Linked DNA regions of Mus musculus: all the other regions are linked to region 3. Evidence: chromatin loops called from intact Hi-C (ENCODE). Cell type or tissue: heart. All regions are shown on one strand. Links, peaks and the distances in the headings refer to the core of each region. The heading gives the core; the rest is flanking DNA.

The links. Hi-C counts contacts between places; a loop is a spot of excess contacts. Peaks named below come from ENCODE experiments on the same cell type or tissue, not always from the same donor. Only the 100,000 strongest peaks of a DNase experiment are listed, where the experiment ranks them.
Region 1: a loop joins it to region 3, with 2.7 times the contacts of the local background. A loop is called at or near these places in 7 of 42 quality-filtered maps.
Region 2: a loop joins it to region 3, with 6 times the contacts of the local background. A loop is called at or near these places in 33 of 42 quality-filtered maps.
Region 4: it touches region 3 in a loop (7-fold over the local background); 24 of 42 quality-filtered maps call a loop at or near these places.
Region 5: it touches region 3 in a loop (4-fold over the local background); 20 of 42 quality-filtered maps call a loop at or near these places.
Region 6: it touches region 3 in a loop (3-fold over the local background); 20 of 42 quality-filtered maps call a loop at or near these places.
Region 7: it touches region 3 in a loop (8-fold over the local background); 34 of 42 quality-filtered maps call a loop at or near these places.

The regions. Positions count from the first base shown.
Region 1 is chr13:32,601,873-32,606,265 of GRCm38, reverse strand. No RefSeq gene overlaps it. Among named protein-coding and RNA genes, the nearest start is that of Gm40876, 140 kb to the right of the region's middle. In heart, for the core only: a CTCF peak has its summit at 2,128; no DNase peak of the experiment used is centred there.
Region 2 is chr13:32,211,935-32,216,327 of GRCm38, reverse strand. All of the region lies in intron 4 of Gmds (GDP-mannose 4, 6-dehydratase), which reads left to right. Among named protein-coding and RNA genes, the nearest start is that of Gm52055, 20 kb to the left of the region's middle. In heart, for the core only: a CTCF peak has its summit at 2,070; a DNase peak (open chromatin) is centred at 2,047.
Region 3 is chr13:31,798,913-31,803,305 of GRCm38, reverse strand. No RefSeq gene overlaps it. Among named protein-coding and RNA genes, the nearest start is that of Foxc1, 5.5 kb to the left of the region's middle. In heart, for the core only: a CTCF peak has its summit at 1,933 (motif pointing left); DNase peaks (open chromatin) are centred at 1,445 and 1,965; H3K4me3 peaks cover 1,669 bases; H3K27ac peaks cover 1,273 bases; H3K27me3 peaks cover 2,720 bases.
Region 4 is chr13:31,954,738-31,959,130 of GRCm38, reverse strand. The region is part of intron 7 of Gmds (GDP-mannose 4, 6-dehydratase); the gene reads left to right. Among named protein-coding and RNA genes, the nearest start is that of Gm52056, 3.1 kb to the left of the region's middle. In heart, for the core only: a CTCF peak has its summit at 2,338 (motif pointing right); no DNase peak of the experiment used is centred there; H3K27ac peaks cover 1,484 bases.
Region 5 is chr13:32,491,236-32,495,628 of GRCm38, reverse strand. Gm40876 (a long non-coding RNA gene) reads right to left here. Exons shown (of 4, transcript XR_873209.2): 4 at 2,348-2,568. Among named protein-coding and RNA genes, the nearest start is that of Gm40876, 28 kb to the right of the region's middle. In heart, for the core only: a CTCF peak has its summit at 2,119; a DNase peak (open chromatin) is centred at 2,098; H3K27me3 peaks cover 967 bases.
Region 6 is chr13:32,659,907-32,664,299 of GRCm38, reverse strand. No RefSeq gene overlaps it. Among named protein-coding and RNA genes, the nearest start is that of Mylk4, 120 kb to the left of the region's middle. In heart, for the core only: a CTCF peak has its summit at 2,049 (motif pointing right); a DNase peak (open chromatin) is centred at 3,769; H3K27ac peaks cover 335 bases; H3K27me3 peaks cover 662 bases.
Region 7 is chr13:32,409,459-32,413,851 of GRCm38, reverse strand. No RefSeq gene overlaps it. Among named protein-coding and RNA genes, the nearest start is that of Gm40876, 54 kb to the left of the region's middle. In heart, for the core only: no CTCF peak of the experiment used is centred there; a DNase peak (open chromatin) is centred at 2,291.

The DNA of each region.
Region 1 (4,393 bases), core at 234-4,233, 800 kb before region 3:
CACTTTCCAGTCCACCCGAAGCTACAGGTGCTGTGCAAGGCTCTGCTCTAGCACAACTCTTGATTGATGAGGTTGAGATCTAAAACTCAGAATAGTTTTACTGAGCATGGTCTCTGTGTCAAACAGCATGATGGGAACCTCGGCTGTGGAAAAGAAGTCTAAGGCATTGTCTTACTCCAGAGCAAGATGGTGGTGTTCCAGGGATGACTACCTCTCTGTCAGCCTTGCCACTGTGAATTTCTGTATCTGTCACTCTCCTTTCCTAATGTTTTAAGTAAATTTTACATGTTCCCTACACAATAAAATACAACAGCTCTCTCCTGTTTGTAAATCACACAAGGAGATAAGAGATCATTGCTTTCTCTCGTCTCCTCTCTAACATATAAAGAAAGCTGTCCATATGATGATGGTTTGAAAAAGAATGGCGCTCTTAGACTCACATATTTGGATACTTGATCATCAGGGAGTGGTCCTACTTTGGAGGCATTAGGAGGTGTGGCTTTGTTGGAAGAAGTGTGTGAATGGGGGGTGGGGTGGGCTTTGAGGTTTCAGAAGTTCAAGGTAGTCCCAGTGGCTGGCTCTCTCTCTCTCTCTCTCTCTCTCTCTCTCTCTCTGTCTGTCTCCCTCTCTCTCTCTTCCTACTGCCTTCAGATTCAGACATAGAATTCTCAGATACTTCTCCAGCACCATGTCTGCCTCACTGCCACCAGGATGAAAATGAACTAAACCTCTGAAACTGTAGGCCAACCCCAATTAAATGCTTCCTTTTCTTTAGGAGTTGCTGTGGTCATGCTGTCTCTTCACAGCAATAGAACACCGACTTGGACAATCCAGTCAGCACATATTATTCTATTAATAAAACATCAGCACTAGGATAGGCAGGATCACCCAGGAATTAAATATTGCATTTACTCCAAATAGCACACGACTATTAGCTTATAATTTCCCCTGATAATTCCCATTTCATAATATTGTGAGGGTCAGGTTCTTGAGGTTCAGAACAAATGTCCTATATAGTGTTTAAAATGTAATAGCAATAACAAAGCCCTCTCCTCAACTTATTACCAGATTAAAAGACTCTCAACTAGTGATCAGTAAACTATCACTTGGGGTTTTTCAGAAGCATTTAATTGGGGCTGGCTAACAGTTTCAGAAGTTTAGCTCATTCTCATCCTGGTGGCAGTCAGGCAAGCATGGTGCTGGGGAAGTACCTGAGAATTCTATGTGTTTTCAGTAACCTGCCAAAACAAGCAAAAATCTATATGTATTCAAACATATGTAGAATACATACTACGCTTATCAAGAAGATGTTCTTTAAATTCCCTGTGTATGCTAAGCATTTTTCATGTAGGCACAATGTAGCTATCTTTATATAAAGTCATTATACATAAAAATGTATCTATAATGAGTGTTCAGTATAACACTCACATAGATAACAATGCACAAAGCACTATAGTATATACCTAATGCATGTGCAATGGATGTATGTCGATATTATATGTGTCAATATACAAAACACATGTGCATATGTGCAACAATTATAAATTGCTTGTAATATAGATGCTGGAGCTTTTATATGTACATAAGCCCCTGGGAGCCTCCAAGGTCTGAGACGAGATGCCTGTATATTTCCGTGTAACAAGACCCCAGGCGTTGCTGTTACTACTGGCCCATGAGATGCATTTCTAGGAGCAAAGATCTTCAGATAAATTTCATAAAGAGAGTTAAGAGCACTGGAGGAAAGTTCCAAGCTGTCAAAAATAAAGATGTTCTCCCTCAGAGTACGCAAATGTGCCTCAGGGAATACTCTGAGGCACACACGGGAATTTTGTCTTTGGAAGACTGCACGGTTGAGTCACTGTTCCAGTGCATGTGAGTCTAGCACATTTCAGAGGCCCTTGGGACTGGGAGTTGCCGTGAGTAAAGGATGGTTTGGCTCAAAGCTCAAAGCCTTGCAGGTAGGGTGTGGAAGTAACATGCCTTCAAACACACGGGCCAACTGAGATACGAAATGTACAAAATAAATGTCAGATGGCATTATCATCCTCATTACCCAGCAGTGTACTGGATCCTGTGTTAGTGGGTGTGAGAATAAAAGACAATCTATTCCTACTCTAGAAAACACTGGGTGGCACTGGAGATCTTTACCAAGGGCTTAATGTGGCAAAGGCTTTGGCCACAACACAAGCTTTTACTTCCTCCTTATCATCGAGCAAAGCATGAATGAACTGCTAGATTTATCATCAGTCTTAAATAGACAGACTAGTGCCTGCCCTCACACACACACACACACACACACACACACACACACACACACACACCGTTTAAATTTCTTAATCATCCATATGTCTGTTTACCTAATTATGATCTATTTACTTATGTATATGGAGACATGTGAGTATGTATGCATGCATGCATGTATTTTTGTCTACATTAGTTTTCATGAGGTTGAAATTTCTTGGTCCTTATAGCTGTGTGTGGCTCATAGTGTTTTATTTTAGTCTTTTGGTTCTAACTGTGTTGTGGGTTGATCTTGGACAGTGAGCAGGGCTACAACTTTCCACTTGTGGTATATGCTGATCTCTCTCCATGCTTGTTGACTACTATCAATAGTAGTTTGCTTGAAAGTGGGAAGTTTGTTTTTATTTGTTTGAATCTCTGATGGAACTTTTGGGGGGATGGGATTACCTCACTCTGGACAGAAACTTTGTATTTTATCTGATTGGATAGGAGAGCTGTAGAAAAGAAATGGAGCTTCCAAGTCCACATGGCTATCAGTGAACTTGTCTGGAATCAAAATGAATAGAGAAGCTCTGATCTAATGTTTATATCAGCTGACTCTAAGGTGAGTATGTGCTTCAGTACGTTGTTCCTCATCTACTGCCTATCTGATAGCAGGTTACTGACCACCTACTATGAGCAAGGATCTTTGTTACAGAGGTGAAAGACTCAATGTCTCACCCCATGCAGTGTACACAGTATATATGCACATCTGTAATGGCATGTGAACATGCACTGAAATTGTAATGTCTGTCCCAATGTACATGTGCCTAGTGTGCATTTGCAGGTGTGGGTGCACATACATGAGACTGCCCATGCATGTACGTGCGAAGCATGTTCACAGGTTAGAGGTGAACAGACTTCCATAAAATACCACAGTGGAGATAGGTAAGGCTAGAGCACAAGGTTTAGAAGATAAAAGCTTCTCTTGGTCATGACACTCACACTGGGACTTGAAGGAATGTGTGTGTGTGTGTGTGTGGTGTGACACACACACACACACACACACACACACACACACACACACATGGAATATAAGGCCAGGCAATTCATCAGAGAAACTAAAGTGTTTAATCAGAGGAAAAAATGTATTAAAGGCCCAAGAAGAGAGTGTTTTGTGGATGAATACAGCTGTGAGTGTGGGTCAGAACAGCCTGTGTGGCTCAACACAGGGAGACAATCAGAGACAGACCCAGGATGAAGGATTCACTGGGAGCTCAAGGCATGCTTCAGAAGTCACCTATAGCTAGAACAACACCCCTGCAAGAATCTTCTGTGTTTTGTTTCCTGGTAGAACCTGAAAATCTTCAAACTTTTCCTCTGCCTCACTTCTTCCTCCTCGGTGTAATCATTGTGCAAGACACAGAAAGACCTGATTGTGGCAGGTGTGGAACAGAGAGGGTGATTTGCCCTTTCTCTACACTGAAACCACAGGCTCTCTGCAGACAATGGTTCTTTCTGTTTTCAGCTTATAAAACATCCTACCAGAGCCGGGTTTGTGATTTGATGGTATTGCTCCTGCTGGCATGCACAAGGCCCTGAGTTCAATCCTTAGCACCAGAAATAATAAATACAAAAGACATAGAACATCCAAGTAGGATGAAACATTGGAACAAATTCTTTAATAGATACCACACTCCACTCCTCAGTACTGGGGCATTTGTAATAAGGCCACTTTTGTGGAGACACTAGTTTGCACTATAGAATGATAGATATAAAAGGCCTGATGGGGCTGTTTGGGTGGGTTTTCAAACAGTTCATCTCCTATGAACACAGAGCATTAGTGATGGGGGTATGCAAACACAATGAAAGAACCCCCAGGACAGCCTCAGAAGTGACCCCATCAAGGGACCCAGGGCAGAGGTACACAGCATCCCAGCCTCTGCTAAATTTAACACGGCTTGCCAAGTAAAAGTCATTATTGAGAAAATGTAGAAGTCCAGCCAAGAGCTTGGGTGATGGAAAATTAAATATAGTTGAGACATAAAATTTTACAATACAGGGATTGTAGGGCGATTGGATGTCTTTCATAGTTTAAGAATGTAGTTCAATGGACCATCTCTCAGCATTATCCTGAAAGCTTATACTTTTGATTAAAACCATAAAATCTATC
Region 2 (4,393 bases), core at 138-4,137, 410 kb before region 3:
GGAATTTTGTTTATAATTAATGGACCACACAAAGGTGTGTTTGTTAGCTTTTCCAAACTTAATCTATTTACAGTAGTAGCTTTTTTTTTTAACTAAATAAAATCAAAAGTATTTCACTCTTGGAACAATTTATGCATATTAAGCTAAAATTAATCAAATCACTAAATGTTCATGTGTATCTTAATGTTCATGTCCAAGGTGATTTTGTAAATACTAATGGGAAGAAATGTTGTCATTAGTAAATGTAATGTGAGTGAAATTACCTTTTCTTTTCTTTTCTTTTCTTTTTGTGATGAATGGAAACAGATTTTAGAATTTCTTATTAGATGAGTGTATAAATAATAGGTTTATTTAATATTTGAAGGCATATATACATTGCCTTCTCTCAGATTGGTGTCTGTATTTGAAGAATTAAGCTCCCCTTTAAGAGACTTAATAGATCCTGTTTTAGGCACAAATCTCACTTCATCATTTTAGTACGTATTTTGTTTATAAATTTATTTTTTTAAAGTACAGTCCTTAAAATTGGAACAAAAAGATAAAATGAGACCTTTTTAATTCAAAGAAATTTAATGCATAAGCACTTTTTATTTTGGTTTCTATGTTAATCATTAATTGATACTTTATCAGTACCAGCAACAAGAAAATTTTATGTACTATGTGGTGTGTACTTTTAAAATATTAATATCAATGATTAATAGACATAATTGATATTAAATCACAACGACCTATGTATCTTTTGCATGTTTATTTTATAATGTGCAGTTAGAATAGTTTTTTGTTGTTGTTGTTTTGTTTTGTTTTGTTTTTGTTTTGTTTTTGGAGACAGGGTTTCTCTGTGTAGCCCTGGCTGTCCTGGAACTAACTTTGTAGACCAGGCTGGCCTTGAACTCAGAAATCCACCTGCCTCTGCCTCCACACCTGGCAAGAATAGTTTTATTTATAAGACTGCATGAAGTGTTGCTTGGTCTGTTATAATGGCTAAATTCATCAGTAGGACTTGGAGAACTCTTTGGAAAATGGTGCATTTGAAATATGAGCTAAGTTATATATGGTCATAGTATTAATGAGTAAAATGGAATTTTACAGAGATGGTGTTGGGAAGTTGTGAAGAATGGGTCAATAGAGTGGAAGTAGCATAATCAGGGCTTCTCATTGTTTGGTGACTCAGGGCCAGCGCTCTTCTCTCTGTTGCTTTTCTCTTTAGGAAATGAATAATATCAACAAACCCGACCTCCGACTCTTTAGGACAGCCCCTCGTCTTGACTGTCAGTCACCCTTCTTCCCTATGACTGGAAGAGAGGCTCCTTTTCTTTGTGTTCCTACTCCGTAGCACTCACTCTGGAATGTGAGTCTGTTGTGCATTTGTTAAGATCCTTCACAGCCGGGCTGTGCGGCTGTGGCAGACTCTGGTAGACTCGCTTGTCTTTTCTGGAAAGAAGCATTTCAGTGTTGGTTAGCAGGGAAATGGTTATTACACCATAGCATTTGTTTTTACATCACAAGAGCAAAGACTACTTTTGCTTTTACCTTATATTAAATATTATAAGGGGTTTTTTTTGGCTAAATGGTCATTTGTCCTGGCAAGATATTTAAATGGCAATTTTGATTAAAATCAACTTATTTTATAGAATTTATTTACTTAAGTTTTTTAAGTATCTTAGTTTTTACTTTTATTTTTTCAATAGTTAACTCTTTAAAAGTCATTATATTAATTAATATATAATATATAATATATAATATATAATATATAATATATAATATATAATATATAATATATAATATAATTCTGTAATGGGAGAAGTATTGACTATGCTAAAAATATTTTATTAATATCTGTATTGGGTAAAAAACTATTGGCTCCGATAAAAACTAGATGCCTTAAATAATGCGCCTTTGCACGTCAGTGTTAATGACGTTGCTTCACAGAGGAAGTCCTAGAAATTTCCAGCAAGTTTCTGCTCTAGGGTAGGAAGGCTCCCCTTTATCTAGCTGAGAGACAGGGTTGTTCCTTTAGGGACCCAGGCAGAGTTTCTGCCACAAGGATGATTGTTATGCTTCTTTATACACATAGATGGCAGCAAAGTGCCACAGACATGGAGGTCAGCCTTGATTTTAGAATGAAAGATGAGTGACAATACACACTGATTTCCATCAGCTTGGTTCCCTGGGTTCTTAGTGTAAGTAAATCTAAAATAAGAAAGAAAGCTACTATTGATAACACACAAGTATAGCAGGATGGAAGAAGCTGTGGGGGACTATGATACACTGAATTTCTGGACAAATCCCAGGTGGGAAATCTTAATCTTTTCAGGTACGTCTTCTATTGTAAGATGACTAAAAGCAGCTATGATATTGTGTGTGTCAAAATAAGAAGACAGTGAGGACAGAGTGGTGGTACGGGAAGAGGGAAGGAAAAGAGAAACCTTACGAAAGTTTCAGTGGCGAGAAATGGCCTACTGCCTGTGTGCACTGTGGGGTTTGGCCTGCATGGCTCCTTTTTAGTTAAGCAAGTTACAAAGAGGAAATGTCAGTCCACGAATCAGGCAAACATTCCATGGGAACATTTGCTCAAATGTCAGCATTTTAAAAAATAGAACTGCAGTCTATTACGGCCCAGTCTCCAGGCTGGATTTTCTATTAAATACACAAGTACAAATGTGTTTGTTCAGAACACGTTCTCAATTAACAAGTCATTTTATGCCTTAATTAGCATTCCTATATAATGACATAATCACTGTAGAAGATGACAGTCATCATTATAATTAATATTTAATATGTGTCTGGCTCTGACGACCTTTCTGTGTGTTCTCACAAACTTCTAGGTAATTTTCAAGTTTTAGAATTGTATTTGGTAAAAATCACAGAAAGGAGGAGCTAAGGAAATAGAAGCGCACTTATTAGAGCCTGCAATCTGCAAGTTGGGTAGAAGGGCATTTTGTAACAATGTAACAATTGAATCACAGTGGTCTCTTACTGCTTACAAACACTCCTAAAGAACTGGCAATGTTGTTCACCAAACATTTCCCCCACCATTTTTTTTTTAATTCTCTTCAGGCAATTTAGTATCATAGACTAATCTCTCTGTCACAAAATTGATTCTAAAGGTGTGTATAACAACTTGCTTAAATACAGCATCTGGCAAGTCTCTCATGTGACAGCAACTTATTTCTCACATAATTATTTTCCTAGTAAATTTGATATCTTAACAACCCCTTCCCTCATTTCTGAGTTCAAAAAGTAACACTTAATATAATTTATTTCTCATAGTTAATAAAGGCTTACATGAGAGTCTTGCCGTTCACCCTCTAGCTGCCTCAGCCGAGTGAGGTCAGGAGGGAATGTGGTGGCCAGGGTAAAGGTGGTTTCCAGCATCACTTTGCTGGGGACTGTAATGGCCTCAATGGGGTTTTAATGACGCATAAAACATATTTTGGCTGTTTCTTGTTACTTATTAATGATTAAATGAGTTTGCTCTGCCACATATTGGTAAGAAAAGATATGTACTTAGGTAGTTTTTCTCTCTTAAACTATCTACTGTGTTAGCTTTAATTTGTATGCACAGGAAGGTCTGTGTTAACTCTTTTTATGTTTTTAGCATTGCTACGTGAACATAAAAACTATACAAGTTTTGATTTGTATACATGTAATTTTTTGATAATTTTAATTAATTTAGTAAAATTTAATAAGGTGAACTTTTATCATCCTACATGTTTAAAAAAATCTAAGTATAGGTTATTATATACAAATTCTTTTGTAAGTTATTGTTAATACTTGTTAATGAGGTTTAGAATAGTATATACTACTTGAAAAATAATTTTTAACCAGAATATTGTATTTTTTTAGGTAACTGCCTTCCTTTTGTATGTTTAGCTCATTTGGCAGACATTAGATTAAGACTATGTGCTTTTTCTTAATAGGATGGTATCATACGTATTATTTATTTGACCTTTTCTTTGCCATGGTTTTCATAAAAAGGACAGGGTTGCAACATCACTTCCTCAAACTCTTTGGTTTCAAAAGAATCATGTTGCACACAGCCAATATGAGCGATTTGTATTGCTTACTAACAGAAGAGCTTTGTTCTCTGCTTAAAAACAAACTGCTGATTTTATTAATGTTATCACTGGTATATTAACTTTCCTTGATATTATTTTATATTTTATACAAACATTTAAATGTTGAATAAATAATAAAATACTTTTGATTTTCTCATAATCTCTTAAATGTACTTTTAAAAAGGGCACCTTTTTCCCCCAAACTAAAATGGAATTTATATGAAACATAAAGGAAGATTTCTATGTTTTATTGGCATCTTACAATAAACTTTAATTTATGATCACTTTATATTTGTTTACTTGAGTAAACATTACTATAGTTTAGATATTTAAAA
Region 3 (4,393 bases), core at 137-4,136:
GGAAACTTCCCACGAGGCTACCACGACAGACAAGTAGGGCAAAGTCCCTTTGGAGGTGTCTTTCAATTATTTAGAGAATTCCCTTAGTCCTCCATTTGGCCTTTTTCCTCTCCAGAAGTCCGTGGGAGGGGAGGATGTCCTAAGGTCAAAGCCCGTTATTTGTTATCAAACCATCAGGCGGCACATAGGTTTTGTCATCCGTGTGACTTTTCACCAGAGGGAGAAGGCGCGCGGTGGGGATGGGGGTGGGTGGGCAAACACCTGGGTGGCTGCGAGTTCCTGTGAATCGACTTCCTCCTTCGGAGGCTTGACAGCAGAACGTTCATAACGGGATTCCTCTAATTCAACCCCTTCCTTTGAACGACTTCTACCAAAACAAACAAACAAACAAACAAAAAAACAAAACAAAAACGAAAAAAGGCGTTTGTCTTTTGATTACTTCGAACACAAAATGATTACACTGCTTATTTGTTTGGTTGAATTAATCAGATAGTCGTCCATTTAGACATGGCCCTCCGCAGGAAGTTTGCATGAGATAATTTAAAGTCATCTCCCAAGTTCTCAAAGTTAGTCTTCTTGGCCTCTCTAATTGCTTACAGGGACAGAGAGCCAACACCTGCTCTTTAACCCCTGGGGTGGATCCATTTGTCAGCCCTTTACAGGAAAGCTCCACACTTCCACAGCCAGTCCCGGTTCAGAGTGGAGTTGAGCCATAACGAGGCCACAAAACACAGGAGAAATGAATCTTTAACTTTGGAGCCTGCTCACCAAAGACTTGAGCCTTTCTTTGTCTAGGAAGAGGTAGATGAAGAGCCAAACTGCCCCTTCGAAGAAGAAGAAGAAGAAGAAGAAGAAGAAGAAGAAGAAGAAGAAGAAGAAGAAGAAGAAGAAGAAGAAGAAGAAGAAGAAGAAGAAGAAGAAGAAGAAGAAAATTTGAAAAGGGGCAGACGATGGGAAAGAATGGGTCGTGCATGCCGGCATAAGCCCGTGCCTTGGATCCTCATGAACCAGATTCCCAACAGACTCATGGTGGCAGCCAACTTTAGGGCCTGGGAAGGCAGAGGCCCCTTCATTTCCCAGCCTCCTCACATCGCGGGTGACCTGTAAAATACAAGCAGGTCCCCAGACCGGGGAGACTTGCGCTGCCAGGAACTACGGGGTGCGGACTGGCGCCGACCGTCGGGCAGTGGGGCGAAGCCAGCACCTTCCCCGGGCTGCAGAGAAAACTTTGCCCTTTAGCACCCACACCCCCTGGTCCATAGGTGTTGGGAGAAACGCTGTGCTCTGAGGGACAGACCCTCAAAACGATTCGGGATGCCCGGGCCAGTGGAGATGGCTGCACCTTGCAGACCGAGGGCTGGTCCGGTGTCTCCTGCCAAGAACTCAGGCACCACAGTGCTACAGTGGGTCTTTCTTCCTGACTTCCAGGGCGCCCTTCGTAGAGACCCCTAGTCTGCCGCCTGCAATCCCAGCTGGCCCCAACTCTGGGTCGCACCCCATAGTGCACCTCACTGTACTCTGGGTCAGCAAATGTGGAGACCTAGAGTGCACAAGAAGCAGTCGGTTTCACAGTTCTCATTTTCGGGGACGTGGGGTTGGGGGGCACCCGCGGTGCCCTGGACTAAAGCTGGGTGTTTGCAGGTCTTAAGGTACGATACAAAAAGTTAGCACTTGATTCTGCGCGGCGAGCCTTGCTCGAAGTCTGAGGCTCCCAGGCGACTGGAGATGGAAGGGGTGGCCACGGGGACCTGTAGCCTCTTTCCGACTCTGCAGCTTTCTACTACCCAGGAGACAAAGGCAAGAAAGGAGGGGACACATAGAAACCTCGGACCACTGGGCAGCTTCGAGCCCAGCTCCCCGCGGTTAGGTGCTCTGGGCCAGTCTTGCTCCTCCGGAACTGCTCGTGCGGGACCCCAACACTGCGCGTGCTCCGAGCGCCCCCTGCCGCCCGCTGCTTCACCTCCGCGTTGCCTCTGCGGTCGCTCCGGTTCCAGAGGCCGGCGAAGGACGGTCCCTTCCCTTCTGGAGCCTCTCGGGAGTGGGGGTGGGGTGGGGGTGAGGGGACAGGTTGACTGAGGACCTTGTGGCTGGAAGGAAGCTCCCAATTTTCTCGGGCGGCAACTTTCACTTCCCCAGAGACTAGTCCTATCCCAGTGAGCATCCCCGCAGGCATAGATCTGGGATGTTCTTCCTAGAGTCGGAAGTGACCCGAGATTGGGGCTTTCTCAGCCATCGGCGACACATTCCTTCCAGAAGGCCCCTTTAAATTGATGTACACATTACAGAAAAGGCAAAGCCACTTCGCCGAGTGAATGACTTTCTGAGAGATGCCAAGGAATGCATTTACTGGCCGCCAGGTCTGCCAATAAAAGTTGCAAATGAAGACTGCTGGTTTCCAGGAAAATGTACTTCTGTTTTTAAAACACTCCTTAGTCTTAATTACCAAAAACTGAACCTCCAAAGAACCGGTTTAAAGAACAGGACTAGTGAGTGGCAGTGATGGTGGCTGCTGGTGAGGTCCCACACCCCCGCATGCATTTACACACCCCAACTCACCGCGTGAGAACAGACCATGCACACCTACGGCTTTACCAATGCAGAGGCGCGCCAGTATTTACATACGCTGCAGACATAGACACAGGCTCAGCGCTGGCACCTGAGGAGGTATGCATTGGGATTAGTGAGTGCTGTTTAGTTTGGAAGTGAAGCTGTAAGAAAAAGACAAATACAGAAGCAAGTGGCCACAGAATAGTAGATAGAAATAAACATGTGCAAAGAAAGGAGACACTTGAACCATAGTATTTAGCTATGTCTTTCACAATCCCTTTTCTTTAACACCAACAATTGACTAGGTTTAAGCTACAAAATACGGCAATGTATCCAGAATCTCTCTCTCTCTCTCTCTCTCTCTGTGTGTGTGTGTGTGTGTGTGTGTGTGTGTGTGTGTGTGGCATTGAATTCTGGGCTTCTGGCTTCCTGAGCCCTAGATGTAATCATGGCTTACACCCCAAATTACTTTTAGGAAAGGTTTCCTTTTGTTTGAGGTCACAAAGACCACAGCTGGAATTTTAAAATCTCTCTCCATCCAACCAGGGAAGCAGCTATTTTTTTCCTCCCCAAAGCTTGGTTAAGGGTAGCACTCTAATGCCAATGAAAGGTGAATCCGTTTGGTAGGCTGTGTCTCTCTTGAAGCACAGACACTAATAAGCACACTAATAAGAATACTTAAGATGCTTGGGGCACTTACGTTGTCATCCTGCCAAGTGCTACAAATAACCCTCACAAGGACCCTGACATGGATGCTATTATCTGCATCTTGCACGTGAGAGAAGGGAAGCTTAAGGGGAATAAATAACCTGCCAACAGGATATATAGCCTCCCAGACTGACTCATTGAGTCTGGAGGACCTTAACGTGCCCCTTGTAAATACATAGTTTATGTGCAAACAAGAGGGGGAAATTTAAATTAGTGACTGTCACAAATGGCAAATTTCTACCTTTATCTCACATGCCAACTTCTAAGGATATTTCAGGTCACTGATCCCTTTACTAAACAACGTGGATGTGAATCGTGATTTTTTTTTTTTCCTGTAGCATGATTCTAGCAGCTGGGCACATAACAGCTGCCCTTTACAAGACCTTTCTGTGAGGTTGTATTTGAATAACTATGGGAAGAATTCCTATACACAGATCCATACTTAACGTGTCCTGTCTGTGAAGTGTACAGGACTTGGGCAGGACTTGTTTACGTGCATCCTTACACGTGATTTCAGAGCTGCTCACACTGGAGACGTGAGCCTGACCCAGGACCACACACACTAGGCAAGTGTCCTATCACGAAGTTGTCCAGGCGATCTTTGAGTTCAAGATGCTCCTGCCTCGGCCTCCTGAGCCTGGATAGGTAAATGAGGAGTTGTATTTTCTCGCTCTTTGGAAGCTATTTGGTGACTCTCCCTATTTAGTTGCTTCAAGGTTGTTTCCAACGAGCACAGCAAATGAAAAATAGAGAAGCACCCGTGTGCCCTGCTTCCAGCTCTGTGCTGTCTCTTAGCCACTGTTCTCAGGGACCAATCAGACAGGACCTTGCAACTAGGAAGCTGCAGACCCTAAAGGCAAGGTTGGGAGCATTCTTCTCAGTCCTTACTATAAAATTCAGACCAAGGGGCTTGGCAAAGCTTGTCCTGCAAAAGCTGTGGCTATTTCTAGATCCTCAGGACCTCAAGCCAGGACTGCTCCCCAACCCCACCCCGTGCACCGCCGCCCCTGCCGCCAAAATCATCAAAGTAAGACCGTTAACATCACCAGGAGGGAAACTGAGGCTTGGAAGAGTAAGCTGGCCCATAACAAAGTGGGAGTACTGGCAAAGCCTAGTTTAGCCTTGCCACAGCATATCA
Region 4 (4,393 bases), core at 256-4,255, 160 kb before region 3:
CAGTCAAAAGGCGAGTATGGGTCAGGAAGAAAGAAGGGCTCTGTATGGAATCTTAGAGAAGGCTTCCCAATACTTCTAGATCTCCTGCTAACTCCAGACCCTGCATCCAGGGTGTGAAGGAGTTAACGGGCTCAGTGAGCCCTCACCCTCATCAGGGAGTGTCTTTGGGCACCAGAGAGAATCTGGCACAGAATGTGTTTTCATGCAACTGCTTATCAAAAACTAAGCTTCTGCTGTTTCGTTTCAACGGGTAGAAAGGGTGGAAAACTGGCCGAGGGAGCAGGAAATTTGCCTTGTGTTCCTACTCAGTCTCTATGTGACCCTGTTGCAGGTCAGACTTCTAAGCATGGCTCAGTTTCTCCATCTGTAAACTTAAACAATGGAATGAACCTTAGTTGATTTTCATACAAAAAGTGTTGGGGAAAACCTCCTGATGATTCTCAGCCAAGCTACGGCCAAATGAACACTTAGGAAGCTTAGCCCTGCTCTCTCCTAGGTTCATGCTGCCCACTTGCCCTCTTATCTGTTTAAAAGGATTTCAGCCACAGCTCTCAAGGCCTATTAATGGGTTGTATTCCTACCTAACCTTGTTAACACCATCCCAGCTCGAGGAAGAGAGAAGAGGAGCTAAGAGGCCTTTTGCCAAAGTAAACAGTAAAGCTTGGAAGCACTTAGGCCCAGATGATTAGGAAAATGATGTTGAATAAAGGCTGGCATCGGGTTCTGGTATGATTACGTTGCGGTCTGCTTCCACACAGCACAGTCTGCACCTTGGGATCAGTTTGAAAAGGTTTTGTTGTTGGTTTGTTTGTTTGTTTGTTTGTTTGGCCTATTTTGGTTTGGTTTAATTGGTTGTCTACCTTTTAAAGGATCCGATTTGTTTAAATCTTTTGCCCAACCTTATGTTTAGATGCTATTTATACGTCTTTCTTCCTCGCTGAGAAGTCTAGGTGGAAATATATTTTCGTTAAACTCTAGATTACTATTTAGACATGGTTTTTAGCAAAGGAAAGTCGTTTATCAATGAGTAACACAGCTCACCATTAAGAAAACATGGCCACCCCCTTAGGATTGTTTCCCTGTATAATATAAATTTATTTTTTGAACAGAAGAAACCTATATATATGAGACATAACATAAACACACACAGAGAGAGAGAGAGAGAGAGAGAGAGAGAGAGAGAGAGAGAGAGTGCCAGGAGTTTGCGATTTTTTTTTTCAAGGCCTGTTGCTACCTTACCAAGTTTGGGCAAGGAATCAGAAATTCCTAAGGATGAGATGTTGAAGGTCCAGATTCTGTTCTACAATGTATTTTAAAAGAATTAGCACTCTGAAAAATACTGTGTTTCTATGTTTGGTTTGATAACATCCCAGGAAATTATCACATCGTATCTTGAGGATCATTATGGAATACTGATCTCTTAGATAATAACCTAGGAATTCTCTCCAATAATATTATCATTTATAGTAGCAATAACATGTGGTAGATCACAAAGTACTCTCCATATATTATTGGATTGGGTATCTAAAACCCTCTAGCCAGAGTTGAAGTGAAAGTAACCAGCCTACCCAGTGACAAACGTAGCCCAGTCCTTCCTACAACAATGAGGAGACTGTCCCTTCACGTCCATCCACTTTCCTATAAAAACGCTGTGTTTGGATAAATGAACATCTCAGCTCACACCTCTTCTACAAGTTTTGGGTTCTTTTTTCCCCGAGGGGTTGTTAAGTACACATGTGCATCATACAAGTGCATGTATGTAGAGACCAAGGTCAACATTGGGTGGCTTTGTTCGGGGACTGTCTTTCTGAGGCAGAGTCTCTCCCTGAACCTAGAGCTCACTGTTCTGCTAGGTTACCTACCAGTGAACCTTGGGGATCCTGCAGTCTCTGCTCCCACCCCTAGCATTTCCATTACAAGCACATGCCACCATTCCTGGCTTTTCTTGTTGGTACCAGAAAAAGGACTCAGGTGCTCGTGCCTGCATGGTTACTACTTTACCAAATAAGCCATCTTCCAAGACTCACGGTTTTGTTTTGAGTTCATGTTCTCACATTTCCTCTCCCAAGACAGTTTACAGGTATGAAGACTACCACCTGTCATGTACAAAAGTACATGTGTGATCACAGAAAAGCTTCCTAAGCGGCCTGCACTGCGCTCATTGCTGAGAATCAGATTATTTAAAACAAATAAACACAACATTTTCTTAACTCCTAAACTCTGGTCCTAGCGGTTATGCTCCAAGAAGTAGAGCGAGGGAATAGTTAGGACTAGAGTGCTGTCCTTGCTTGTTGCCTCTGAGAGATCCTCTGATTGGCAGAGGGTTGCAGGGGCACCACCAGCAGGTGGCGCCGTCTCCTCCTGGTGTGCATCTCTCTAAGCCCTGTAGTAATGGGTGCTGTACATAGTTTGAAGCAAATGGTCAACCCCAACCCCTTTCCATAATAGTTCTAGCAAAGTTCTAGTATAACACTGAGTGGAAAAAGTAATGTGTCCTGCAAACAAAAACGGGTTCCCACTCACTGCCTTACAGATCTTGGAGCCACCATGATGCCAACTGGGATGTCCTGTTGTCCCCACTATGTACCCCTAAGCAAACACGCAGTCCATTGTACTGTTAGGAATACAATACTTGGGCTTTCTTTTACTTCTTCTTCTTCTTTTTTTTTTTAAATTCCTGTTTTTCCTGGAATCTGTTACACACAGGACAATCTATGTGAAAGAAAATAGAAAGGAAGGAACAATCGTGTGCTGTCACTTAATCAAGTTTGCTTGCTCTCACACTGACCCCACTCTCTAAGATCTGTGCACACAGTCTGCAGCTCAGCCTGATAGCAAGGAGAGTACCCTGAAGGGAGTGTTTCTCACTAGGCAGTCAGAGTACTCACTCTCAAGGAGACTCCGGACTGTTATGTCTGTATCTTTGAAGAACTGATTTACGGGAAGTTTATATTTAAGACTTAATTCACTGACTCTTCAGCTTACGCACCACCCACTTCCTCCAGTCAGAACTAAGTTTGTTCTTTGTTTTTGTAGTTTAGCAGATACATTCTAGGGTACAGAATTTGGAGCTGGTCAGTCGGGAAGGGACAACCTTGTTTATGCTCTCATGTCCCATGGCCTACCTTGGAGCCTCCCAGAGCAGGTCTGGTAACCTTTCGTCACCCTCACCTACCTTTTTATTCCTTTCCAGCCTTAGAAGGAAGTTTATAGAAACAGCAGGGTGTGCAGTGTGATTACCATGCATATCTGCTACTTCACTCGAAGGAGCAGTAAAAGTGTGCCAATGGTCTGGGGAGGCATGTAGACTACTACAAAATTGCCTGCTCTTAAAAATACTTAATTTTTAGTTTTCTAGAATAGTAAGTAGATTCTCTATGATGACATTCATTCATAAAGTGAATCCTAGCATTCCCTAGGATCTCAAAGATATACTCAAATCTAGAGAAATTGAACTAAAATTTAGTTTGAATCCTGACAGTTTGAGACATTCTGAAAACATTCCTCCAAAGTGCAATGTAGTGCTAATACCATCTAGTTCTTTGAGTGCAGTGAGTGTGAATGCACTGCCACGGGAAGGCTGTTGACTGCCCAGCTCCACAGGAAGGTTCAGATCACAGTTAGTATCTGCCTTTCGTAAACACTACTCAAAGTGCTCTTTCTCTGAAGGTTGGAGGCTGAGAGAATGAAGCACACATCCTCTCCAGGCCAAGAGTTGCGTCATTAGCCCTGTGTGATCAATAAGTACATTGTGGTGGTGATTTCATAGCTGATTAACTGATGTGTCTACAAGCCAACACTTGACTTGAAAGGCTGGTCTGGCTGCTCGCTATTTGAGCGTGGCCTTCACTAGCCTGCCTGGCAGCCAGCTCTGAGCTGTGCTGTCCCAACCGCAGCCTGGGTACAGCCCTCAGTTTCATCGTGAGTAACCCATCAGCCAGAGCCTTCCTTGGTGAAAGAATGGGCATTTTGTCTTTTCAGTTAGTACCAAATGACAAGATAATTAGTATTAGGGAAGAGAAAAAAGTGACTAGAAACTACTCCCAGTACCTGCTTGCGGACATTTCCCCTTTGACAACTGAGATAAATAGAACAGCAAGCAGTAAGTGTGTGACAGTGCAGACAGACTAACTTTAGAGAGACTACTAGTGTGTCTCTGTTGCTGCTAAAAGACAGATTTATATTTTTTTGTGACTTTTCTAGAATTGAATTCCACTGTGTTGCTTTTGTTTTCTGTCAGGATCTTAGAGCTTCATCTTAGGAGTTTTTGCATTCTTTTTACTGACTTTCTGTTTCATTTTTTTAAAAAAAGATTTTAGTTTTGTCCTTTTTAGTTTTCTGTATACCCCTCACCCCAGCATTTGTGGGGTAAATAAATCATTGTGTACTTAAA
Region 5 (4,393 bases), core at 196-4,195, 690 kb before region 3:
ATATCACAGGTCCTTATAAGAGGATATCAACTATACACGGGACAGCTTCCCAAGTCAAAGAAGCTTAACAAGAGTGGGCCATCAACACTAACCTAAGTCCTACTCTACTCTGAAATCTACCCTAAGATTGTCCAGGGAGTCACAGGACCCACTAAGTTCACTGTGCACCTCTCCAGTGTGAAATGATATGGAGACTCCAGTCAGCTAAACACTTCTTGTTTTCTCTTTAGTAAATGAGTATGTGTTGGCGATTTTTTATTGCGTAATAAAACCAGCATGAAATGAACTTGCTCCAGTTTGTCCCCATTCTTTAAAACCACCGTGCCTTCCTTCTCTTGGCCTGTTTTTTTTTTTTTTTTTTTAATCTGGCATCCTGCCTTGACCTCAGCTTGGTGTTCAGTGGAGCGATGGCCACAGCCTCAGGCAGGAAGCTTCCGCTGGGTCAGGGTGTCCTGCTGTCTGCCCATTTGGGGATCCGCATGGTATGGACAGACTCTGGGATCAGTTTGCACCCCAGGGGGAGTTGGCCTCTGTGGATATTGCTTTTATAGACTGCTTGTTTCTGGCTCTGCTTTTTTTTTTTTTATTATTACATTCCTTTGCAATTCTAGCAGCTGTTTTTGTCAAGAGTCTTAATAAAGTTTGAACTGTTAAGCGAACTTTATGGAAATTGGTCACAGAAGTGTATGTGGCACCTTTAGTGAAGCAGAGGCAGAATTGCCCCTGGCCTGCAGTGACAAACAAGCCGAAAAGTGTAGGTGAAAGACAGTCACTTGACGGTGGATTTTTAACCTGGATTTCTCAGAATCTGATGTCTCCCGAAGTATCGCTTTCTTTAACTCTATTTAGCACAGTTTTCAAAAGTGTTTGGTTACACAGCCTCACTTAAGGAGCGTCGTTGAGGGCTGTGAAAGGGTTACATTTGCTTGGCTTGGCTTCTGTCCGGTGCTGCTTCTCCTTGGAAGTCAATGCTTGGAAGAATCAGACTTAGAGACATAGCAGAATCATCGAGTCTAAGTTTCTAAAACCGACTAAGATGCTACCAGCTTCTTCCTTTTATGAAGCACACTAAAACATCACCCCTCTCATTCAGTGTACTCATCTGGCAGTGACCTTAGCTTGATCCAACAGTGTCCTCTGAGCCCAAGAATCTGAACTCCTTCCAAATACACCCGACTTATAATTCCCCCCTAACACTTCACACGCCACTGGGGTGGAAGAATCATTTGCCAACAGACCAAAACTAACTGCTCGTCTTTCTTGAATGTGACTTCACACACGTTCTTGAATAAAACAGACTTAAGAGAGCAATAAACTTCGACAGGTAGCCCACCCTCCCAAATCCTTCCTTACAATGAGGCATCAATGGGACACTTTGAGAACTCATTTTGCCACCAACACTAAGTAAAATGTCATCTAGCAGCACTACTCTAAGAGAAATAACCGACTCTAGAGTAAAAGGCAAGTACTTCGGGCTTAAGACATGCAAAACGCAATGGTGGGACCGAGAAGCTTATGAAACCTACACTTCACTAACACTTGGTGTTGACTCAGAGTCACGGTTGGAATACTAGGTGACCCCAGAGGCCAGCCTAAGTGTAGTAGTCACGCTGGGGAGGAGGCATTGCTCCCAGACTTCAGTGACTATAAAATAAACAGACATCTCTGCCCTGCCAGATGGACAGGGTAAAGGGCACAGCAAACGCTTAGATGCTGTGGGACCTGAGTCAGCACACATCCAGCTCCTGGATTGGCTGCTGAGATCTGCAGGGGATCTCTCTTTCCTTTTGTCCATCATGATCTGCTGCAATATAAGGGAGGAGAACAAACAAGATAAAGAGCCTTCCGTTCTTCGTGACGATGTCTTGCTAAAACTCACTGAAGACGATTTTCAATCCCTTTCTTAATCCCCACCTAGAATTGGAGTACACTTCATATCGTTTTTGCTTTTTAGAAAAACTAATGGTGCAAGCCCAACCCATCACTTCTGTTGATAACCTCACACCTGTGCTTGCAACAGTGGGGGAACCCACCTTTAACATGACAGACCTACTTAAAACTCCTGGCTCCGGCTTTCTCTTCACAGACCACGAAAGCATGCATTCCCTTTAGCAGACAGTGGAGGGCGATGTTGTACCGGTGTGCTCCCACACATAAACCTCTCAGGAAACTTCCTTTCCAAGGGAAAAGGGTTCTTTCCCACAGTAATATGAACATGATGTACGATAATGAAAACAATAACTACACCAACATATTTTCCCCAGAAGTTCTTTTTATTTGTTCAGAGTGTGAACGTAGGGCCCTATAACTATGAGATACTGAGATAAATGAATGGGTTTCTGAAAAGGGTAGAAAGTATTGAAAATACTTTCAAGATGGGCTTTTCCAGACTCTGTAACTTGATGATTTTGACTACTGTATATTAGGAGTCTCATTACAAACCATTGTTCAGTAGTTTAAAGATAATATAACAGCAGTAAAATAGAGAAACACCCAGATTGACATCTGGCCACCATCAGCCTGGCGTTGTAAAGGAGATTCGCTGACTGCATTTCTCCGGGCACAAACCTGGCAAGGAATGACAGAGAGATACACTTCTAAACGGAGAGCTCTGACAGCTGAATGTTATTTTCAAACTGCTACACTTAAGATCTTCGCTAGCCACTTCTTCATTTCCCTCCCTGAAGCCTAAACTCAGAAGACCCAATTTAATTCCTGCCTTTTCCGTTCCCACAGCGAACTTGCTCCTGCTCAACAGAGGTTTCTTTGTAGTTCCTCACTAGTCTGGTCGGATACCGCTCCACACCACACAGGTAACTTAATAAATCAATTTAAGAAGCACAGGCAAGTTTATGGCATGCTCAGAATATTCTAGAAGAACAAGCAGAGAAAGCTGGCTTTAATTCAAGCACACTTTCATAATTCCTAGGAGGGTTGCCAGACAGAGCACAGGACGAGTGCTTCAATTTGGTTTTCAGATAAATAAGATTATTTTTAGTGTAAGTATATCCCCGTGCAATCTGGGAGCCACGCTTAACACTTTAGAAGTATCTGGTGTTTATCTGGAACTCAAATTTAGTTGTGCCTCCTCTGAAAGGAGGGGGACTCTCAGATAGCGGGGGTACACACATCGAGCAGGACTATTCTATCCAGTCGCCATGGAGCTTTGGGTTCAGTCTCTGTGTGCAAAGATGAAAAGAGAAGTCTATGAATTTACATGCTTTGAAAAAGTCCTTGGTGCTCAGGTTTGGGGATAGATAGGAGACAGGTCTTTCCCCTCCACCCCCACCCCCTTCGTTATCCAGAGCGTATACAGCTGCCAAGAGCCCAGTGGAGACAATTTGGCTGATTTAATATTTGTGAGGGTTTGAATGTAAAACGTGCCCCCATTGGCTAGGTTTCGAATGTTTGTTCCCCTGCTGGCAGTACTATTTAGGGAGGCTGTGGAATATTTAGGAGGTGGGTTCTAGCCAACAAAAGTAGGCAGCTCAGAGTAGGTTTTGACTCTTTCTACCTGGCCTCTAGTGTCTGCTTCATTGTCTACTTCCTGGTTCACTACAGTGATGATCAGCTTCTGCCGCAGCTCTCATGGCCAGGAGCCGAGCTGCTCCACATACCTTCCCTGTCCCCGCCTTAAATTGACTGAAACCCATGAGCCAAAATAAACCGTTCATCCCTTCCATTACTGCTCTCAGGTGTGGTGGTCATCTCAATGCTGAAGTAACTAACCATTCTGTTTAATGCGCAGCTCGACTGGGGAACCACATCTACTGGAAGTACGGCTGGCAGCTAACACGTGGGTTTCAGCCCAAGTCACAGAATGAGAATAAAAAGCAGGTCTACCCTTCCTCCACACGCAGGGGGCAGAGCAAATAGCCCACCTCAGTTAACATCTACTGTAGTATCTGCTGTTCGTGAGCTTCATTTCTGTGGTGACAGGGACAGAGAGCCAGCCTATTCCCAGCAGTCACGTGAATGAAGCATTTAAGCATGTTCCCTGAGGCTTTGAGGTGACAACAAACAAAAGCCAACCTGACAAGCATGGTATCCCAGCTTATGTTTCTTCATGGCGTGAAAGCAGAGAGAAGGGAGCCCTTATATACTCTTGGTGAGCTTGTACCTGGAGTAACCATTATGGGAAACTATTCACCCTAAAGGTTCCTAAGAACTAAAGGGCAGAGTAACCCTGTGGTCCATCAGTACTCTTTGAAGTATGCATCCAAGGGCGCTGTAGTCAGTATGTCTGCTGTCTTCGCCCCAGCAGCATGGTCTGAAGTAGCCAAGTGATGGAACTGAAACCAGGTGTCTGTTGACATGTGGATAGATGAAGAAAATGTGATAGATATAAATATTATATTATGTGATATATATAATTGGATCACTATCCATTACC
Region 6 (4,393 bases), core at 130-4,129, 860 kb before region 3:
CTACCACTTGAGATCTGCAAAGTCCTTGTAAAACTGTCATGTAAGAGACTGGCATGCCACACAGAGGACAAAGCATGCACTCCTGCTCCATTGCCCTTGGGAATGCAGGACCTTTGGAAATGAATCCTTGTTTCAGAGTCACTCTGTCATTTGTAGTACGTGTTAGAATCCCTCAAAATGCTATCCATACAACCTGTCACCAACAGTTGTTTGTATATGATGTAATACTGGGCTATAATTAGAGTCTTTGAAGTGTTCCTTTAGACATTTTATAATTCGTCTTGGGAAATCTTCCTCGGACTTAAGAATAGTGGCCTCTCTCTCTCTCTTTCTCTCTCTCTCTCCATCTCCCTCTCTGTCTCCCTCTCTCTCTTTCTCTCTCTCTTTCTCTCTCTCTCTCTCTCTCTCTCTCTCTCTCTCTCTCTCTCTCTCTCTGTGTGCATGTGCACATGTGTGAAGTGCTAAGGACTCAGCTCAGAGCTTTGCATGTTCTAAGCAAATGCTTTACTACCAACCTTCACACTCAGCCCTGTGGATTTGCTTTTTAAATAGTCATTGTTCTCAGACTATTGTCAGCTAAAGAAGGCTATGGGCTCTGCTACTCTTTATACCACAGAGAGCAATCTATTTGCTCTGAGATCTGATCAGATTTGGAGTAGTTGGAAAAAAATTACTATCTTTAGAACTGGGGCATTAATGGGACTATTAAGGGGGCTTTAAGTAACTGAAGCTTGTGGCCTTAAAATGGATACCGATACTTCTGTTCTCTTCCCTCTCTCTTTTCTACCCAGATGCGGAGAGGGAAGCAGGGTGCTTTGCTGCATTCTCTCACCATGGTATTTTGCTCTGCCATGGACCCCAAAGTTACAGAAAAATAAAACTCTAAGCAACCCCCCAAAAAGAACTTTTTTTCTCAAATTAATTAGTACAATAATGCAAAGCCAACTAACATAAGTGTCAGGTATTGGTACATCATTGTTAACTGAGCTCTGGAATTTACACCTTGGTTCCATTCTCCATGATGTAACACCATAGACTTTGATAAATGTGTATTGTCTTGTACTCATAAATTACCTAAAAGCATAGGTTTACTGGAAATCTGCTGTGTTCATAGCCTCATCCCTCCCTCCTCCCAACCCTTGGCATCCCTGACTTTTTTTTTTCTGCTTTTATACTTGTGTGTTTCCCAGAGGGTTTCACATTGGGGTCATACCATGTGGAGCATTTTTGGATTCGCACCTTTCACCTAGTACATGCTTTTGAGGTCTGGGGGGAGGGGTAGTATTTATACAGCAAATGCTGGGTATAATAAGAAAATTATTGTCTGTCACTTAGGTAACTGTATTATTTTCCTTTCTGCTGATGAGATAAAATACCCTGACCAAAGCAACTTAAGGAAGAAAGGATTTATTGTGGCTCACAGTTCCCCTGGGGGCACAGTCCATCATGATGGCAAAGATACAGCAGCAGAAATGTTAGGCAGGGAGGGTAGTCAGGAAGCTGGCTGATCAAGTTTCATCTGTACTCAGGAAGCAGAGAGGAGAGAGAGAGAGAGAGAGAGAGAGAGAGAGAGAGAGAGAGAGAGAGAGAGAGAGAACAGGAAGTGGGGACAGGCTATCTAACCTCAAAACCTGCCTCCAGTGATACGTTCTCTACCAGTTAGGAACCAAGTGTTCAAACATAGGAGCCTCTAGGGAGTGTTTTATATTCCAATAACAACAGTGACCAAATGGATCCCACACATGTACTTTCATTATTCAAGACAAACATCTCCATTTGTAACAAATGGCTAATTTTCTTCGTATTTCAGTAATCTTGGTTTTATGTGTGCCATGCACATGCTACATTTGTCTATAAGTGGTCAAGCCAGGAACTTTCCTAGAAATAGGAAACTTTAGTTTCATGAGTATTACCAGAGCACCCTCATAAGCTTTCAGCATTTGGTTATTTCTGCAACAGGTGGAGCACTTAACATCCGTTTCCTCCTCTTTGTGGCAGAAGAGAAGGAAGTTTGTAAGGGGGAAGAAATGGAAGTTTACAGTGTCACCTATCAGCAGGTGGCAGTATTGGGCTTGGGACCCAAGTTAGTCTTTGATCAGAGTCTATGGACTTAACAACCACTTAGCCTCTTACTGATGGTGTCTAAGAAATATTACTTTGCATGCCTTCAAATGGAGCCAAGGAATTCCCTAAGCATGGGTCAGTCTTCAGTTCACTGTGGGAGTCTAGCAAACTCCACCATACGACAGGCGTAGTCCCCCTACACCTTGATAGACCATTTTGCTCCCAGGTTCTGTTACTGGCACTTTTTTTTTTTTTTTTTTTTTTTTGCTGCATGAGATACACAGTGATATGAACAATCTGGAAAGAACAAAGCATGAGATGTCCTCAGACTCACCTTAGGATTTCAGTTGCAGTTTAAAATGCCTGAGGTGGCAGTGTCCTTGGTTACCTTTAAACTCCTCGACTGCTCACATGCTCCAGGATTGAACAGAGTACAATACTTTTTAAATGTCAAGGGTCCTCAAATTGAACCTTGTCCTTTGCAAGGGCTGCTTGTTTAACAGGTATTTCTGTGTACAACCGTTCTGCCCCAAGCTAAAGCCAGAGACCTTTACGCATTTGTTTTTTTTTTTGTTTTGTTTTGTTTTGTTTTATTTTGTTTTGTTTTGTTTGTTTTGTTTTAATCAGACATGCGTTGATCCCATCCTTGTATCAAATAAGGAAAGATGAACATTGGTAATCAAATAACAGTAATCAAAGGCTCCAAATGCTATAGTGGAAGTCACCATGGGTGCAACAAAGCAACACAGCAGGGATTTATAAATTCTGCCTCTAGGTCATGGAAGGATGTGCCCAGGAGATAATGCTTGGACTGATATTCAACAGGTATAGTAGGATGGATCAACGAAGAATGGTGGAGAATAGCCGGTCCTTCACATCTCTAGGTCTGCACCAATGTGAATGGAAAATATTCCCCAGCCAGACACTGCATCCATGTTGAACATGTACAGACCTTTCCTTACACAATGAGGTAGAAGTACTCACACAGTACTCGCAATGTGTTAGTTATTACAAGTCATCCAGAGATGATTGAAAAGATATAGGAATATACAGAGGATTATATGCAGACACTGTTGCAGTTTTTGTTTGGGATGAGCACATCTGGATATTTTGAATGCTGAAGCAATTCCCTGATTCCTTAAAAACACAAAGCGACAGCTGTACGTGTAATGTGTGTTGGGGGAGGGGACTGAAATCGTGGCACATTTTTGTGAGTATGATACTTTTGGCATGCTTGTGCCTATGATCTGACAGGAAAATGGGGATGCGGGCTTGGAGAGCAGTGGTTAGGGAGTGGGACAAGGATGGAGAGGGCCTAGCCATTAGATATGAACTTGAGAAAGCCCAGTACTGTATATGCAAACATTAACTTTCATTTGGAATGTTCTCTACATTTAAAAAAATACTCCTTCTCAATTCCCATTACTGTCCTGACACCATTGACAGTTCTTCAGTGATGTGGTGTTTACATCACCACATTTTATTGTTGTTGTTTTGACCATGTTCTCTAAAAAGTGTTATTTTTTCCCTTTTAGATGCAGGAAGTGAAGTTTAGAAGGAAAGGAACTTAGCTTTGAAAACAAAGCATTTCCTCTGCTGAATTCAGAGCCCAGGAAACTCTGACATGAGTCACTGGTCCCAGGCACATCCTGGCTCTGCCACTAACTACAGTGTGGCTCCAGTCAGTCACCTGAGCCTTCTGGGCCCCAGCCACTCTAGGCAGAAAATAGCAAGTCGGGGCAGATTACCACTTGTCTTCCTTCCAGATCTTTCACGGAAGGGCGGCTTTACCACACTTACTGACCTATACCCTAACTACTCTTGAGGACAGACTGCCGTTTTGTCTCTGGATAGGGTTTTGTTGTGGAACAGCCTTCCACCTAACTCAGCTGGAGTCTATTAGTGTAAAACCAACTCCCCAGTCCCAGGCATCTTAGCTACCGAAGGGAAACCACACTGGTGTGGTTAAATCCCAGTGGCTCCCAATGGCAAGTCTGCTTCATGAAAGTTAAGGGCATGCAGCACAAAGCTGATGTGTTCCAATTTTTCTTAAGTAAAAATGCTCTTTTTTTCTGTGTGTGTGCAGGTCAAAATAGCATCTCACTCAATACACACAGAGTTATAGAAGGGTATGCAATAATACTGTTATATCATTACAGGAAGTGTGTACAAGCAGCACAAATAACTCTAGATCTGCCCAGAGGGTTTTAAAGAGCAGCAGAGTGGTTGTCAGAGTTTATGAACTGGTGAGTTCTCTCTGTCTTTGTCTCTCTTTCTCTCTCATACATACACACCCCTCATACACACACACACACACACACACACACAC
Region 7 (4,393 bases), core at 139-4,138, 610 kb before region 3:
CCTTTCCTTTGAGACAGCCTTCATAGTTCCTGAAAGGTATGCAAGCTATCCAAACTGCCAAGAGACAAAAGCAACCAACAGTCTTACCCAGCTCCAACACAACACAGCTAAACCACAGCGAGGATTAGTATGGCACAATAACCCTAAAGGTCTAAGTGTGATGGTTTGTATATGCTCAGTCCCAGGAGTGGCACTATTAGAAGGTGTGGCCCTATTGGAGTGGGTGTGGTCTTGTTGAAGTAGGTGTGTCACTGTGAGTGTGGGCTTAAGACTCTCACCCTAGCTACCTGGAAGTCAGTATTCTGCTAGCAACCTTCAGATGAAGATGTAGAATTCTTAGCTCCTCCTGTGCCATGCCTGCCTGGACGCTGTCATGTTTCTGCCTTGATGATAATGGACTGAACCTCTGAACCTATATGCTAGCCCCAATTAAATGTTGCCCTTATAAGAGTTGCCTTGGTCATGGTTTCTGTTCACAGCAGCAAAACCCTAAGACAGCAAGAAAGACAATCATATCTTAGTGGTAACCCATGGCTCTCTAGTCACACTCGACACTCAACAGGAGGGGAATCACACTTGGTGCTGGGAATCTAGCCAACTACCTCAGGCTGGTAAGGTCATACATCTTGGAGCTGAATCTACTATGACCTTGACTAAGCCAGCATAATTCCTAACATGCCATAACTCTAAATACTTATCCTTATACACACCGATAAGTGTAGCTCTTAGTGCTCATCAGAGAAACCTCTCTTTGCAGCAGAAAATCACAACCAGTCAAACGGGGATCATGCAGTGCCCAACCTCAACTGATAATGCACAGCAGAGCACAAGTCCTGCACCTGAGGATCAGAAAACCTCAAGGAAGAGGGAGATGGAAGGAAGGTTGTACAAGCCAGAGGACCAGAAAAATATGCTTTGAGACTGTGCCTTCTTAAAATGACATGAAAGCTTCACCCATGGTACTTCAACAAAATGGCTGACTGAACAAGATCCGAAGAAGTACACCAGTGGACATGCTAACATAGTCATGGGAAATCTTATGGGCAGCCACAGAGTGCTGAGAGTGGGGGAGAAAGTCCTCCCTAACGATGAATTTCCTAATTGGCTGTTGAATACTGTGGTGGTTTGAATACGTTTGGTCCCTAAAGACTCATGTGTTTGAATGCTTGGCCCATAGGGAAGGGAGTGGCACTATTAGGAGACATGGCCTTGTTGAAGTATGTGCGGCTTTGTTTGAGGAAGGATGTCACTGTGGGGTAGGCTTGAGGTCTCCTATGCTCAAGCTATGCCCAGTGTAGAACACAATCTCCTTTTGCTGCCTGTAGATTAAGACATAGAACTCTCCTCTGGCACCATGTCTGCCTGCATGATGCTATGTGTCCCACCGGATGGTAATGGACTAAACCTCTGAAACTGTAAGCAGCACCAATTAAATGTTTTCTTTTATAAGAGCTGCTGTGGTCATGGTGTCTCTTCACAGCAATGAAACCCTAACTAAGATAAACACCAAGTGCTGAGCCCTGAAATCATATACATGCAAGTAACACTAAGTGGAAAAACATATTGTATTTATATATAAGTGTGTGTGTGTGTGTGTGTGTGTGTGTGTGTGTGTGTGTGTGTGTGTGTGTTAATGAACAGCCAGACAGTGGTGAATGCCTACAGTCCCAGCTCCACTGGATGATCACTTCATCCCAAGGACACAAATCCAACCTGGCCAGCCAAACTGAACCCTGTTTCTTTAAACGAGACGGGGAGGAAGTTAGGGAGTAGAAGAAGGAAATGGAAGAAAAATTATAGCAGCAGCAGCACCACAAAGATTCATAACCAGTAAATTTATACCTAAGCACACCAGAATCATTTTGTGGGTGTGTGCTGTAAACACGCATTCACAACTGTGAAAACAACAATCTAAAATAGGCTATAACTCCACGAACACTACTGGCAAAGAAAATAAGAGAGTTTAAATGTCAGAATGTCAGCTAATGCCATCTTGCCAAGTTAACTCAGTTCCGTCACATTTCTGTGACATTGACAAAGTAGCCTTCCTCGATCGAGCCAGCAGGTGGCAGTATTGACTGCGTACCAGAACACCCTACATCTGGCTGGAACATACTGTTTCAAAAGAGTAATTCCCAAGAAATACAAATGAGTTCATCTTATCTGTGTTTTGAAACTTTCAAAGATATTGTTCCATCATATCAGAGACTACTGTGAACTCCCTTTGTAAAGCCTGATGATCCGTCTATTTCTCTTGGCTCTGGGCATGGCATTGAATTGATGGGACATGTTTGGTTTCCAAGCGCTAGTTAAAAGGATAGACACTTTATCTGTTCCACAGTTAGCAAAGCACCACTGTTTACCTTGCGCAGGACAGGGCCTCTGAACTGCATGGGAACTTTCTAAAAGCGAGACACTGAACAACATGTGGATGTGAAGCACACTCCCATTTGGACCTCGACTGGTTGAAACAGACCCTGTGGCTCCGGAATCCTGTATGCGACATACCCATTACCGTGATTCAAATCAGATCTCCCCCCCACCCCACCCCCCCGCCCCCACCCCATCCCCAGACTTCTCTATCAGCTGTATTTTCATTTGATGGGTCTTTATCTGTACTTTACTTTGCTTTGTTTTCTTTGCTAACTAATTGGAACAGTTTCAGACATCACGACTTTGAATCTCACCCACAGGATAACCCACTGCCCATCATAACCGTCAAAGACACATGTAAATGTAAATCCTACTTTATCACAGGGATAAGCTTACTCGTTCTTTTTCTCCGCCAGAGTTTCACTTTGCTTCACCAGAGTTTCACTTTGCTTCACCAATCCCCTCAAAAGGCCTTGCTCAGTTATTCACCTCCTCTTGAACAGTTAGTTAACAAACTTTTCTTAATGGGTTAGATAGTAAACATTTTAGGCTTTGGGGACCCAGGAGGCAGAGTAGATCCTTCCACTCATGGATGGGCAAACCATTGTGAGCTTGTGAACAATATAACACCCAGAGGCAGTCTCCAGGGGAAAGGTTTGCAACTGACTTATAGAAAATAACTTGTTATGAGGAGCCCAGATAGACAGCTCCTCATTTTCTTCAACTGAAGGGTACCCCTCCCCCCGCAGTTTTATTGCACTGCAAACTGTATCAAACAGTCATCTTGGTTTTGCGCTTAGTGAGTTACATGAAATTATTACACAGGCCTTGAGCTAGGTAAATTTGTCTAACTGTGGCCACACTTCAAGTGAGGAAAGATGAGCTTTATGCCTGGTAAATTGAGAATATTCTATATGCCTTGTATTTTACAGTACATATTAGGATCTAATCCCATCATGAATTGAACAACATCTTATTGTTTCCATCAAAATCCATAAAGACTGAGAAAGACAAGGCTACACACACACACACACACACAAATGCATGCACGAACCCCACATACATACACATACGCACATCATATACATGCACAAGCATACATGTACGCACACACACACACACACACACACACACACACTCCCTTGTTACATGTTGACTTTCAATAGATTGCAGCAGAGGAGCAACCCTGCAACAAATCACTCCCAACTCCCAACAGTGAGGCCCTATATTGCAACAGACTAAAACTCTTCCCACTTAAGACATTTCCTGTTTCAAGCTGCAGAGCACGTCCAGCAAGGGAACTCAGTGGCCAAGCGTACTTCTTGCCCCCAGGCCTGGAGATCTAAATCTGACCTTCAGAATCTCCGTGGTAGAAGGAGAGAACTGACCCCTGGAAATTGTCCTCTGACCTCCACATGAGCACACAGACACAGGCGTGAAGAAGAATTTAAAAATACTTGACAGGAAAGAGAGCTACATAACAGAATTTGATACTGATTTTGATACCTACATTATTTATATATATAAGCATACATGTTCTGTATGTATGTGTGCTGGGGATTGAATTCAGGGCCTCATTCATGCTAAACACATGATCCATCACGGGTGTATGGGGGTCAATCAAGCTCCCGTATTTTCATTAAGGAACACAACGGCAGAGTTCTTTTGTAAAAACTGTTCACGGTGATGTGTGTCTACAATCCCAGCACCAGGACTGGCAAGTCCCTGGCTTTCATTAGCCAGCCAGTCTAGGGGAGTCAGTGAACTCTGGGTTCTCTGAGAGACCTGGTCTCAGAAAGCTGGGTGGAAAATGACTGAGGAAGACACCCATGTTGACCTCTGACCTCCACATATGCACACACATGCACACATACACAAACAAATAAGCAGGCACCAGGGGAAATGTCGTATGATCTGACCTATGTGTGCAACTTCTGAAGGAGTTGACTCCACAGAAGTTGGTCGGAATGGAAAGAAAGGGAAAGGGCAGAAGGACGTGGAGAGATGGAAGCTGTAGTTA